Linked DNA regions of Homo sapiens: region 2 is linked to region 1. The links are chromatin contacts, found by Hi-C or POLR2A ChIA-PET in ENCODE. All regions are on one chromosome and are shown on one strand. Each heading gives the region's core, a stretch centred on a gene start or an enhancer-like site at or near the end of the contact. The rest is flanking DNA. Distances are from core to core; before and after follow the strand shown. Region 1 holds the start of GPR42 (G protein-coupled receptor 42). Region 2 holds the start of PMIS2 (PMIS2 transmembrane protein).

What was found. Hi-C counts contacts between places; a loop is a spot of excess contacts on that map. ChIA-PET counts read pairs that join two places held with the same protein, here RNA polymerase II (POLR2A).
Region 2: a map of Ramos shows a loop between it and region 1 (2.1-fold over the local background). The contact joins the promoter of PMIS2 here to the promoter of GPR42 in region 1. A Hi-C loop is called at or near these places in 1 of 168 maps with a recorded cell type or tissue (Ramos). POLR2A ChIA-PET finds 5 or more read pairs at or near these places in 1 of 52 experiments (activated CD4-positive, alpha-beta T cell).

What each region holds. Positions count from the first base shown.
Region 1 is chr19:35,368,934-35,374,701 of GRCh38, forward strand. GPR42 (G protein-coupled receptor 42) reads left to right here and starts at 2,135. Exons shown (of 2, transcript NM_001348195.2): 1 at 2,135-2,185; 2 at 2,416-4,029. The coding sequence starts at 2,427. The coding sequence ends at 3,467.
Region 2 is chr19:35,583,592-35,589,723 of GRCh38, forward strand. PMIS2 (PMIS2 transmembrane protein) reads left to right here and starts at 2,582. Exons shown (of 2, transcript NM_001395412.1): 1 at 2,582-2,950; 2 at 3,385-3,705. The coding sequence starts at 2,669. The coding sequence ends at 3,555.

The sequences.
Region 1 (5,768 bases), core at 885-3,384:
AATGAGTTACAAAATTGAATCAGTAATAAAATATCTACCACCTTTAAAAAGCCCTTGACCAGATGGATTCACAGCCAAACTCTACCAGACCTGCAAAGAAGAGATGGTACCAATCCTACTGAAACTTTACCAGAAAATTGAGGAGGAGAGATTCCCTACTCATTCTACAAAAACAGTCTGATTCTGATATCGTAATCTGGCAGGACACAGTGAAAAAAGAAAACTGTAGGCCAATAGCCCGATGAACATAGATCCAAAAATCCTCAATAAAATACTAGCAAACCAAATCCAGCAGCATGACAAAATCATAATTCAGCATGATCAAGTGGGCTTTATTCCTGGGATGCAAAGATGTTTCAATATATGCAAATCAATAAATGTGACTCACCACATAAAATTAAAAACAAAAATTATATGATCATCTCAATAGATGCAGAAAAAAACATATAATAAAATCCAACATCCCTTCATGATAAAAACCCTCAAAAAACTAAACATCGAAGGAACACACCTCAAAATAATAAGAGCCATCCAGGACAAACTCACAGCCAACATCATACTGAATGGGCAAACGTTGGAAGCATTCCCCCTAAGAAATGGAAAAAGACAGGGATGCCTACTCCCACTACTCCTATTCAACATAGTAGTGGAAGTCCTAGCCAGAGCAATCAGGCAAGAAAAAGGAATAAAAGGCATCCAAATAGAAAGGGGAAGTCAAATTATCTCTGTTCACTGATGATATGATTCTATACCTAGAAAACCCTACAGATTCCTCCAAAATACTCCTAGACCTGATAAATGACTGGCAGTTTCAGGATGCAAAATCAGTGTATAAAAATCAGTAGCATTACTATATACCAACAATTGTCAAGCTGTGAGCCAAATAAAGAACAGAATCCCAATTACAATAGCCACACACAAAAATAAAATACCTAGGAATACATCTAACCAAGGAAGTGAAAGTGAAAGATCTCTACAAGGAGAACTAAAAAACACAAATAAATGAAAAACATTCCATGTTCATGGATTAGAAGAATCAATATCATTAAAATGTCCATACTGCTCAAAGCAATCTACAGATTCCACCCAATTCCTACCAAATTATCAATGTCATTTTTCATAAAATGGAATCATTCTACCAAAAAGACACCTGCATGTGTATGTTTGTCACAGCACTATTCACAATGGCAAAGTGATGGAATCAACTTAGGTGCCCATCAATGGTGGACTAGATAAAGAAAAAATGGTACATACACATCACGAAATACTATGCAGCTATAAAAAAGAATGAAATCATGTCCTTTGCTGCAACATAAATGCAGCTGGAGGCCTAAGTGAATGATCCTAAGTGAATTAACACAGAAACAGAAAATCAAATGCTGTATGTTCTCACTTTTAAGTGGGAGGTAAACAATGGGTACACGCAAACATTAAAGATGGAAACCATAGACAGTGGGGACTCCAAAGTGGGGGAGGGAGGGCGGAGGACAAGGGTGGGAAAACTGCCTATTGGGTACTATGTTCACAATTTTGGTAATGGGTTCAATAGAAGCCCAAACCTCAGTATTATGCAATATACCCATGTAACAAACCTGCACATGTGCTCCCGAATCTAAAATAAATATTTTCAAAAAGCAATTGACCTATATTATTAACATTTTAATCTACCTGTATATATGTTTTAATCTGCATGTGTTCATGCTTTGAAATATGGTACAGGTACTATGACAATCCCTGTTCTGTAGGGGAGGAAGAAGAGACACATCTCTTCCCCCACATCACAAAGTCAGGAAGGAACAGACCTCACGGAGTCCAGTCTGTCACTGGCTCATGCTTTGTGCCCTTAAAAGGCAAACTGGATAAGTGCCATTCTAGAGAATCAGACAAAATTCAAGTGGAAGAGAGGGGAGGGGAAGAAGACGTCAGCTGGGGCCTGTTTGGAGCATCCCAGCTGAGGCTGCGCAAGGAGGGAGGCACGCAGTTGTGGAATTTGTTCCCCTTTTTGCATACTGACCAGCCCTGGCAACGGAGCTCAAGGCATCTTTGTGCCACTGCTCAACAGTGAGTGATGTCATGGGCACGGCCAGGTCTTTATCAGTTCTGCCGGATAAATAGCCAACTGCACTAGGTCTGGAGAGACAGCAAGGTGCTGTGCGGCAGAGCATTTGGGGTCTCAAAGAAGCAGGTGAGCCTGGGCCCGAGGGGCTGGGTGGAGGAGCACCTTGGTGCTTCTCTGCTGGGGAAGGGACAGGGGACAGGGCATGCTCAGGAAGACAGGCAGGCTGACCCCGCCTGGAAGGCACCCAGAGACAAGAGGGGTGGGCGTAGTGACCTCGTGCCCTTTTAGGGGAGATGCTGCTGGCCAGAGGCCGTTAGGGCCCCCACTACCAACTCCATGTTACTCTCTCTCACCAGTGGCCACCACCATGGATACAGGCCCCGACCAGTCCTACTTCTCCGGCAATCACTGGTTCGTCTTCTCGGTGTACCTTCTCACTTTCCTGGTGGGGCTCCCCCTCAACCTGCTGGCCCTGGTGGTCTTCGTGGGCAAGCTGCGGTGCCGCCCGGTGGCCGTGGACGTGCTCCTGCTCAACCTGACCGCCTCGGACCTGCTCCTGCTGCTGTTCCTGCCTTTCCGCATGGTGGAGGCAGCCAATGGCATGCACTGGCCCCTGCCCTTCATCCTCTGCCCACTCTCTGGATTCATCTTCTTCACCACCATCTATCTCACCGCCCTCTTCCTGGCAGCTGTGAGCATTGAACGCTTCCTGAGTGTGGCCCACCCACTGTGGTACAAGACCCGGCCGAGGCTGGGGCAGGCAGGTCTGGTGAGTGTGGCCTGCTGGCTGTTGGCCTCTGCTCACTGCAGCGTGGTCTACGTCATAGAATTCTCAGGGGACATCTCCCACAGCCAGGGCACCAATGGGACCTGCTACCTGGAGTTCTGGAAGGACCAGCTAGCCATCCTCCTGCCCGTGCGGCTGGAGATGGCTGTGGTCCTCTTTGTGGTCCCGCTGATCATCACCAGCTACTGCTACAGCCGCCTGGTGTGGATCCTCGGCAGAGGGGGCAGCCACCGCCGGCAGAGGAGGGTGGCGGGGCTGGTGGCGGCCACGCTGCTCAACTTCCTTGTCTGCTTTGGGCCCTACAACGTGTCCCATGTCGTGGGCTATATCTGCGGTGAAAGCCCGGTGTGGAGGATCTACGTGACGCTTCTCAGCACCCTGAACTCCTGTGTCGACCCCTTTGTCTACTACTTCTCCTCCTCCGGGTTCCAAGCCGACTTTCATGAGCTGCTGAGGAGGTTGTGTGGGCTCTGGGGCCAGTGGCAGCAGGAGAGCAGCATGGAGCTGAAGGAGCAGAAGGGAGGGGAGGAGCAGAGAGCGGACCGACCAGCTGAAAGAAAGACCAGTGAACACTCACAGGGCTGTGGAACTGGTGGCCAGGTGGCCTGTGCTGAAAACTAGGTCCTCCGGGGGAGGAGGGTGTAGCTGGCGTGTCATCCTCAGGGCGCTTCCTCGCTCACGCCAGGAGGGACTTGGAGTGGCGAGCTGGGGCCCGATGGGGCTTGGGGGCAGAGTAGACATCTAGCCTCCCTAAGGGTATGCGCGCTAAAGCCCAGCTCTCGATCTCACCTCCATCCCCATCCACCCACACACTATGGATTGGGCTCTGGGAAGGGGTCAGGGTGAGAGGCTGCTCTGGAGAACAATGAGGTCCTCATAGCAGCAGGCAGCTCCTGTGTTTTCTTGAGGGTGGCAGAGGAGCTAAGAGCAGTGCCCAGGTCTGAGGGGGCTGCCCAGTGAGTGGCAGGGGCAGGAGAGGGGAGAACCCCATCCTCAGAGCTGCTCCCAGCCAGCGAGTCAGGAGCGGGGGAGACAGGGCTCCAGGGATGAGGCCGCATTCTGCTCCCACAGTGCCTTTTCCAGAAAGTTCCCATTGCTCAATAAATGTGGATCATCAGAGACATTTATGAACAATGACAGAAGAAAAATTACCCAAATAAATGTGGAAGCAAGCAAAAGAGAACAGTGTTTCCTTCTTCTCCTGTTTTGTTCTGGTGGTGTGCTTGGGCCGGGTGGGACTGGTGGATGGAAGGAGAAAACACCAGACTCTGGAGGAAAAGGGCCAAACACCAGGATGCCTGGATGCTGGGAGAGGATCTGGCTTGCAGGGATGAAAATAACAGCTGCCCTGTCTAAAGGACTTGGCCTGACACATCATCTCCTTCTATCTCTCAATAGCCCTGTGAGAGGTACCAGCATTATCCCCAGTTTCAGATGAAGGAGTGGCCCAGAGAGGTGACATCTCCTACCCGAGATCCCATAGCTGGTGGGCGATTGAAGTGGGACCAGAAGCTGGTGTCAGTTGACTCTGACACCCATGCCCCTAAGCCACTCTGCTGTTCTCCATCTGTGTGTCACCTGTGGTCACCTGGCCCAGTCAGATGAGGCTGTCTGAGCAGGACAAATGCAAACAGGCTGTGATAAGGAACAGAAGTAAATGCAAAGCACAGTGAGTATCTGTGTGAGTGCATCCTCTCCCCAGTAAAGAAGACTTCTTGAAAAGTATAGATTACGATACTTGGAGTCAATGATTGGGCAGGTGACTCACAGTGGGCACCCGATGCTCCTCGATCTTAGCTAATGCAGGATCTCTTCAACTTTTTACATCCTTGTCCCCTTCAGAAGCCTCTTTGGATATACATCTTTCCTACACAGCACATTCCTCTGCCTGCTTATGCAATTTCAGTGCAACCAACACACTGTCGGTTTATGTGTTGTGGCCCTTTACAAAGACAGAAACTGGCTGGGCGCAGTGGCTCATGCCTATAATCCCAGCACTTTGGGATGCCGAGGCAAGAGAATCACTTGAGGTCAGGAGTTTGAGACCAGCCTGGCCAACATGGTGAAACTTTGTCTCTACTAAAAGTACAAATATTAGCCGCATATGGCAGCATGCACCTGTAAACCCAGCTTCTTGGGAGGCTGAGGCAGGACAATCACTTGAGGCCAGGAGGCAGAGGTTGCAGTGAGCCGAGATTACACCACTGCACTCCAGCCTGGGTGACAGAGTGAGACTCTGTCTCAAAAAACAGAAGGAAGGAAGGAAGGAAGGAAGGAAGGAAGGAAGGAAGGAAGGAAGGAAGGAAGGAAGGAAGGAAAAGAAAGAAGGAAGGAAAGAGAGAAAGAAAGAAAGAGAGAAAGAAGGAAAGAAAGAGAGAGAGAGAAAGAAAGAAAGAAGGAAGGAAAGAAAGAAAGAGAGAAAGAAAGAGAGAAAGAAGGAAAGAGAGAGAGAGAGAAAGAAAGAAGGAAGGAAAGAAAGAAAGAAGGAAAGAGAGAGAAAGAAAGAAAGAGAGAAAGAAGGAAAGAAAGAGAGAGAAAGAAAGAAAGAAAGAAAAGAAGGAAAAGAAAGCCACAAACCATTGTGAGATTTTTTGTTGTTGTTGTTCCCCAAGAACTAGTTTTCACCTATTTGGGATCAACATTGCTGCTGCTGAGAATGTCTGAGCTGCAGAAATGGTCCCATCTAATATACTGATAGAGCCTGTCTCACAGAACTGTAGCCCAACAAAATTAGGCTGAGGACCTTGCTGCAGGAATGGAGATCACACTACGGAAGAAGTGTGAGGTCTCGTACAAGAGAAGAGACCCAGTTATCATCGAATTTGAGCTAAGAGTAGCGTGAATTTAGATGAAGAGGTGTGTGATAGGCTCAACACAAAGCAGGGATGTGTGGAAAGAGGCCAGTGTTAGATGGAGGCCAGG
Region 2 (6,132 bases), core at 1,332-3,831, 220 kb after region 1:
CCTATCTTTAAAACAAACAAGCAAAATCATCATTCTCACCCTTTTGCATCTACCCTAGTCCTGCCTTTCCTGGCTCTTCATAGGCAAACTTTTTTTTTTTTGAAACGGAGTCTCACTCTGTCACCCAGGCTGGAGTGCAGTGACACAATCTTGGTTCACTGCAAACTCCACCTCCCGGGTTCAAGCAATTTTCTGCCTCAGCTTCCCAAGTAGCTGGGATTACAGGCACCCACCACCACATCTGGCTAAATTTTGTATTTTTAGTAGAGACAGGGTTTCACCATCTTGGCCAGGCTTGTCTTGAACTCCTGACCTCGTGATCCACCCACCTTGGCCTCCCAAAGTGCTGGGATTACAGGCATGAGCCACTGCACCCAGCCATAGGCAAAATTCTTGAAGCAAATGTATACACTGTCTCCAATTCCACACCTCACACTCAATCCATGGCTCTCTGAAACCAGGTGTTGGCTTACAACATTCCAGAAACTGGAACCCATGTTCTTCTCAGCTGTGGCACTGCTCTCCTTACTCTTTCGCCTCCAAGCTCTTGGAAGAAATGTCTACATTGTCTATACTACCCCTTTCTTGCTCACTGCCTGGATCCCTGCAATATGGCCACTGCTTCTGCTGATCCTCTGATACTGCCCTTACCAAAGGAGCTAATTCATTCCCGCCTTCAGAGCTGGAGTACATGTCTCAGGGCTTGACACACTTGTCCATGTACTTGTTTCTAAGCCTGTCTTAGTTTGTTTGTTCCACTATCCAAGGGACTTGCCAGCAACCAATACACATGCTTCATCTCACCCAACCTTCACTTCTGTCTTCCCCCACCTCGGCGCCCCATGTTCTGTTGTCCTGGAACATCCACTTGGTCCTTTGAAAGGCTCTGAATCAATTTCCTCCATGAAGAATATCCTGACTTCTGGATTGCATGTGTTGTCACTGTTCTTCTAACTACTTCTAGGTCCAGGACTGGTCTTAAATACCCAGGTTGTGTCTTGGACTAGCCATACTAAGGTCTACATTTGTGGACTGCACAGTGTCACCTCCCACCCACCCCCAACTTCCTGAAAAGTGGCTCCTCAAACCCTCTACTCCCCTAGAACCACCAGCTAAAGGAAGCATCAGCTAAAACCCCACAGTATTAGCATTCATTAAAAGCTCCTACCTGAATCAGCAATTACTATGGTATTTGAAAATGTTCTCTAATGGTGCATAACAAATTCCCCACAGGTATTAACTCACAGTTCTGTAGGTCAGAATGGCTGCTTCTCTGCTCAGAATCTACCAAAGCTAAAATTAAGGTGTCAGCTGGGCTGGGTTCTCATGTGGAGCTCAGGATCCTCTTCCAAATGAATGTGATTACAGCAGGATTCACATCCTTGCTGTTGCAGTACTAAGGACCCCGTTTCCTTGCTGGCTGTCAGCTGGGAGCCATTCTCAGCCAGAGGCTGCCTGGATTCCTCCCTACGTGGCCCTGGTGACATCTTCATGCCAGCAATGGAGACCTTTGCTTGCCTCCAATCCTCTCACACCTGAAACCTCTTTTGCCAGGAAGACTCAGTCCTTTTCAAGAACTCACCTCATTAGGTGAGGCCCCCAGAGGATATTCTTCCTAACTTAAAGTTAACTGATTTCAGACCCTACCTACGTCTGCAAGACGCCTTCCCAGCAGCATACAGACTAGTACTTGACTGAGTGACTGGAGAAGGAGTGTGTACACCAGGGAGCAGGAATCTTCGGGTCATCTCAGAGTTCTGCCTACCACATTGGGGATTTCCTGTTCCATCGTTCCATTAGGTTGTGTTCTACTTTAAGAAAGATCTTCCCCCTTTTCCCCTTCTTTCTCTATTCTTTCCTTTTTTCTTTCTGTCAGCATAAACCAAGGAATTCTTTTTTTTTTTTTTTTTTGTCATTTTTTCTTGAGATGGAGTCTCACTCTGTCACCCAGGCTGGAGTGTGCAGTGTGATCTCGAATCACTGCAACCTCCGCCTCCCGGGTTCAAACGATTCTCCTGCCTCATCCTCCCTAGTAGCTGGGATTACGGGCGCCTGCCACCACACCCGGTTAATTTTTGTATTTTTAGTAGAGACGGGGTTTCACCACGTTGGTCAGGCTAGTCTCGAACTCCTGATCGCAGGTAATCCGCCCGCTTTGGCCTCCCAAAGTGTTGGGATTACAGGCATGAGCCACTGCGCCCAGCCGGAATTCATTTTTAATTCAAGACTTTACAATCCACTTCTGACACTACTCATTTTCCTCCCCTCAGTAAATCTCTTACTCTTACTGGGCGTGTCTAGTTTCTCTCTTCCACAACTCCTGGGAGACCCTCCTGACATCGCCCATCCGCGCAGGCTGCAGAGAGAGATCAGTGGGAGGAGGAGGAGCCGAGAGCCACCACTTAGGCTTCCAACCAATCCCTACCAGGGTGGGCGGAGCCCACTTCCTGATTGGCTGCACTCTCTGTGTCTTGGGGTGGGCGAGAACGGCGGGGCCACGCCCCCTAACTAGGCAGCCAATCAGGACGTGGGGTGCTGGTTTCTCCATTGCGAAGCTTCAGCCTTTGATGGTTTGGGTCCTGGGAGTCTGGTTAGTACAAGGGGAAGCCTAGTGGGTCTGGCGCTCCGTTTTCAAGACACTCGGAGTCCGTCTTTGAGGGGAAAGGTCATGGCCCTGAAACCACCTTCTGCCACCCAGCCTGCTCCCAACGCGCCAGCTACCCCAGACGCCCCCCCTACCACAGGTGATCCAGGTGCTTCAGCTGCCCCAGGTTCTCCCACTACCACAGGTGGTCCAGGTGCCCCAGCTGAGGTGCCCCAGGAGCCGCAAGAGCCTACACAGACACCAGAGGAACTAGCATTTTACGCCCCAAACTACCTATGTTTGACCATCTTTGCTATACTTTTATTCCCTCCATTTGGATTGGCAGCTTTGTACTTCTCTTATGAGGTAAAATAATGCCCAAGTCATAGCCCCCGTCCTTTTTTTTTTTTTTTTTTCTTTTTGAGACCCAGTCTCACTCTGTCCCCCAGGCTGGAGTGCAGTGGTGCAATCTCGGCTCACTGCAATCTCTGCCTTCCCGGTTCCAGCAATTCTCCTGCCTCAGCCTCCTGAGTAGCTGGGATTACAGACATGAGCCACAGTGCCCGGCTCATTTTTGTATTTTTAGTAGAGACGGGGTTTCACCATGCTGGCCAGGCTGGTCTCGAGCTTCTGACCTTGTGATCCACCCGCCTTGGCCTCCCAAAGTGCTGGCATTACAGGCGTGAGCCACTGCACCCAGCCTACCCTGTCCTCCATTTGGCCCCTGCATCTGCTCCTATCCTGGGACCTGCATAGGGGCTTTCCCTCAGTGACTGCAGGTCTCCAACCGTTCTCCCCAGGGTTCCTGGACACAGAAACCCACATCTATGCTTCCACCCCTACAGACTATGAAGGCCAACCAGAACAGTGAATGGGAAGAGGCTTACATCAACTCAGGCCGAACTGGTTGGTTCGGTGCATTCGTGGTAATGATTGGCTTAGGCATCATTTATGGCTTGGTCCTATATTAATGAAGTCTAGGCATAGCAACCCAGGGGTCCGCTCCCCAACCGAGCCACTCACCAAACACTAACCAGCCAAGTCAGCCATCAGGCAAGAAATTCAACCGCTGAGACATCTAGCCAAGAAATCCTCTAACCAAGGAACTCAACATTCAAGAAACCCACCAACCCAGGAACACACAGACCACCTGCCTGTGCTACTTCAACTCACTCAGCTCCAGAGCTGTCTTCGTTCACCCTAGGGGTCCACACTTCATGCCCTAGATCCCTTTAGCTCCTTGACACTGGGCTGTTCTTTCAGAGGAATTTTAAACCAAAAAACTGGAATGGAATGTTCTGGTTTCCTGTGGTGTGTGTGTATGTGTGTGTGTCAACATGCCCATGATTGTTTTCTGGGTCAGTGGTCAGTATCTGTGTTTCCCTGGAGCTGTTTCCTAGACTGTGAAAATCAGAATGTCCCAATGGGGAAGCCCACAGACATAGAATTCAGGCAGATGTCAGTTAAAAACTTACCTCTGACACTGAAAAACTGTATAGCCCTGAACAGATACTTTTCTTGAGCATAGTTCCTTTGTCTCTAAAGCAGGCATAATTGCCAATGTGGGGATGATATTTAGAAATCTGAACTGATGTTTATTCTCTAGGGGTCTTCTCATTTGAGCTGGGATTGGAGATGTCTAGTGTCTCAGAGCAGCAATAAGAAAACAGAAACCTCTTCCAGCTTCTGACATCCAAATGTCAAGCTCTTAGGAGAAGAATGGAAAGTCCTCAAGAAATGCAAATAGCTTTGGCAGAATAGCTGATGAAGACCACCTCTCCCCCCTCCAGAAAGGCATTGGTTCCCCATTCATGGAAAAGGGAATGTAGAGAGAGATTAGACAATAGTACATCCATAAGGTTCCTGGAATCTGCATCTGAGGAAGAGGGGCGTCAGAGACCCCAGCTGTTATCTATAATCCCTCCTCACAGATAAGGCCTAGAGAGGCTCCAAGTTCTCAAAGAAGATATGCTACATGGTGTAGACATTTACAAAGAAATGACCTCAGACAGCCAAGGAGGATACCCCATGGCCCAGCCTAGTGAGAAGAAGGTGGGTTCCATAGGAATCCCAAGTGCCAGGTGGAGACAGAACTGTAGAGGAAAACTAGGGATAAGCAGGGAGCCATCGTGCATGAATCAAAACAGAGATCTAGACTGACACCATGGGCCACAGACACCCCGGGGCTGCCTCTGATGCCCAAGCTTCATGGACAACCCCAAGTTCAGAACCAGATGAATATTTAGCACAATATTTAGCAGAACTAAGTTTCCACCACCATGGAGAATGGGGATTCTCAGTAGAAAGTCAATGGAGCTGCTGGGCAAGAGACTGCTCACTGTCCCCCAGAGCCCATCGCCTCTTTGTTCTGGGAACATTGCCTGGCCACGTCTCAGAGGTTCCCCTCTGCAGCCATGAAATGTGCTTTGGTCCTGTGGAATGTGAGCAGAACTGACATGTACCACAAACAAACCTGGCTTTTCAATGTCTCCTGGGACACTCCTCTAAACTCCTCCTCCCCCGGCCAACGGGGCAAGGGATACCCATGTGATGATTTAGAAGGCCACATGTTGTAGACGTGGCAAAGCCCCCATTAGCCTGGGTCCCTGAACCATTCTAGGAACAGCCTCCCTTCCCCCAACTGCCTCATGTGGTCAAGCAGAAAATAGACTACCATGTTGACAAATGACATGCTTGGCCTGTTTCCACAGCCCAATCCACCCAAACCAGTGCAGATGCAGGAGAATAGAGTTCTATTTCTTGCACATCTGGGATTACAGCTTCAAGTTCATACCCAACAGAGACATCCATCTTGTTGGGTGGTCTATAGGAAATAATAATAGAAGGAAACAACAAAGGCCCTAGTCCACCTTAATTGTAATTGTTGTGATGCTGAGTTTGTCTCCTCTGTGGGCTTGGGTGTCTGGGCAGATCTCATGTGTTTGTGGGACAATGCTCTGGGTTATGGGGATGCCTGCAGATAGGATGATGCCTAATTGTCTGTCATGTTAGCAGATCTAGAGGGTTAGCCATCCCTGTCCCTCTCCAGATCCAGCCCAGGCTGGGCCTGTCACATTCAGCTGCAAAGCCATGTCAGGTTAGGATGGTCCATGTCAACATCAGCAGGCAGACCCAAGTGTCACCTTCTGCTACAGGCCTTGGAAAGCCAGCCAGCCTCCTCCACTTCAGCTCCCAGACTTCATCCAACCTGAATTTCACTCTCGGGTATCCAACTGGTATTTAGCACCAGGTAAACACAAAACGAGGCCAGGCACAGTGGCTCGTGCCTGTAATTTCAATGCTTTGGGAGGCTGAGAGAGGAGGATGGCTTGAGCCCAGGACTTTGAGACCAGCCTAGGCAGCAAGTCGATAGATAACTCTTTTCTACAAAATTTTTCAAAATTAGCCAGGCGTGGTGGCACACGCCTGTAGTCTCAGTTACTCAGGAGGGTGAGGTGAGAGGATCACTTTAGCCCAGGATTTTGAGGCTGCAGTAAGTCATAGTGATACTACTGCACTTCAGCCTGGGGGACACAGCTAGACTTTGT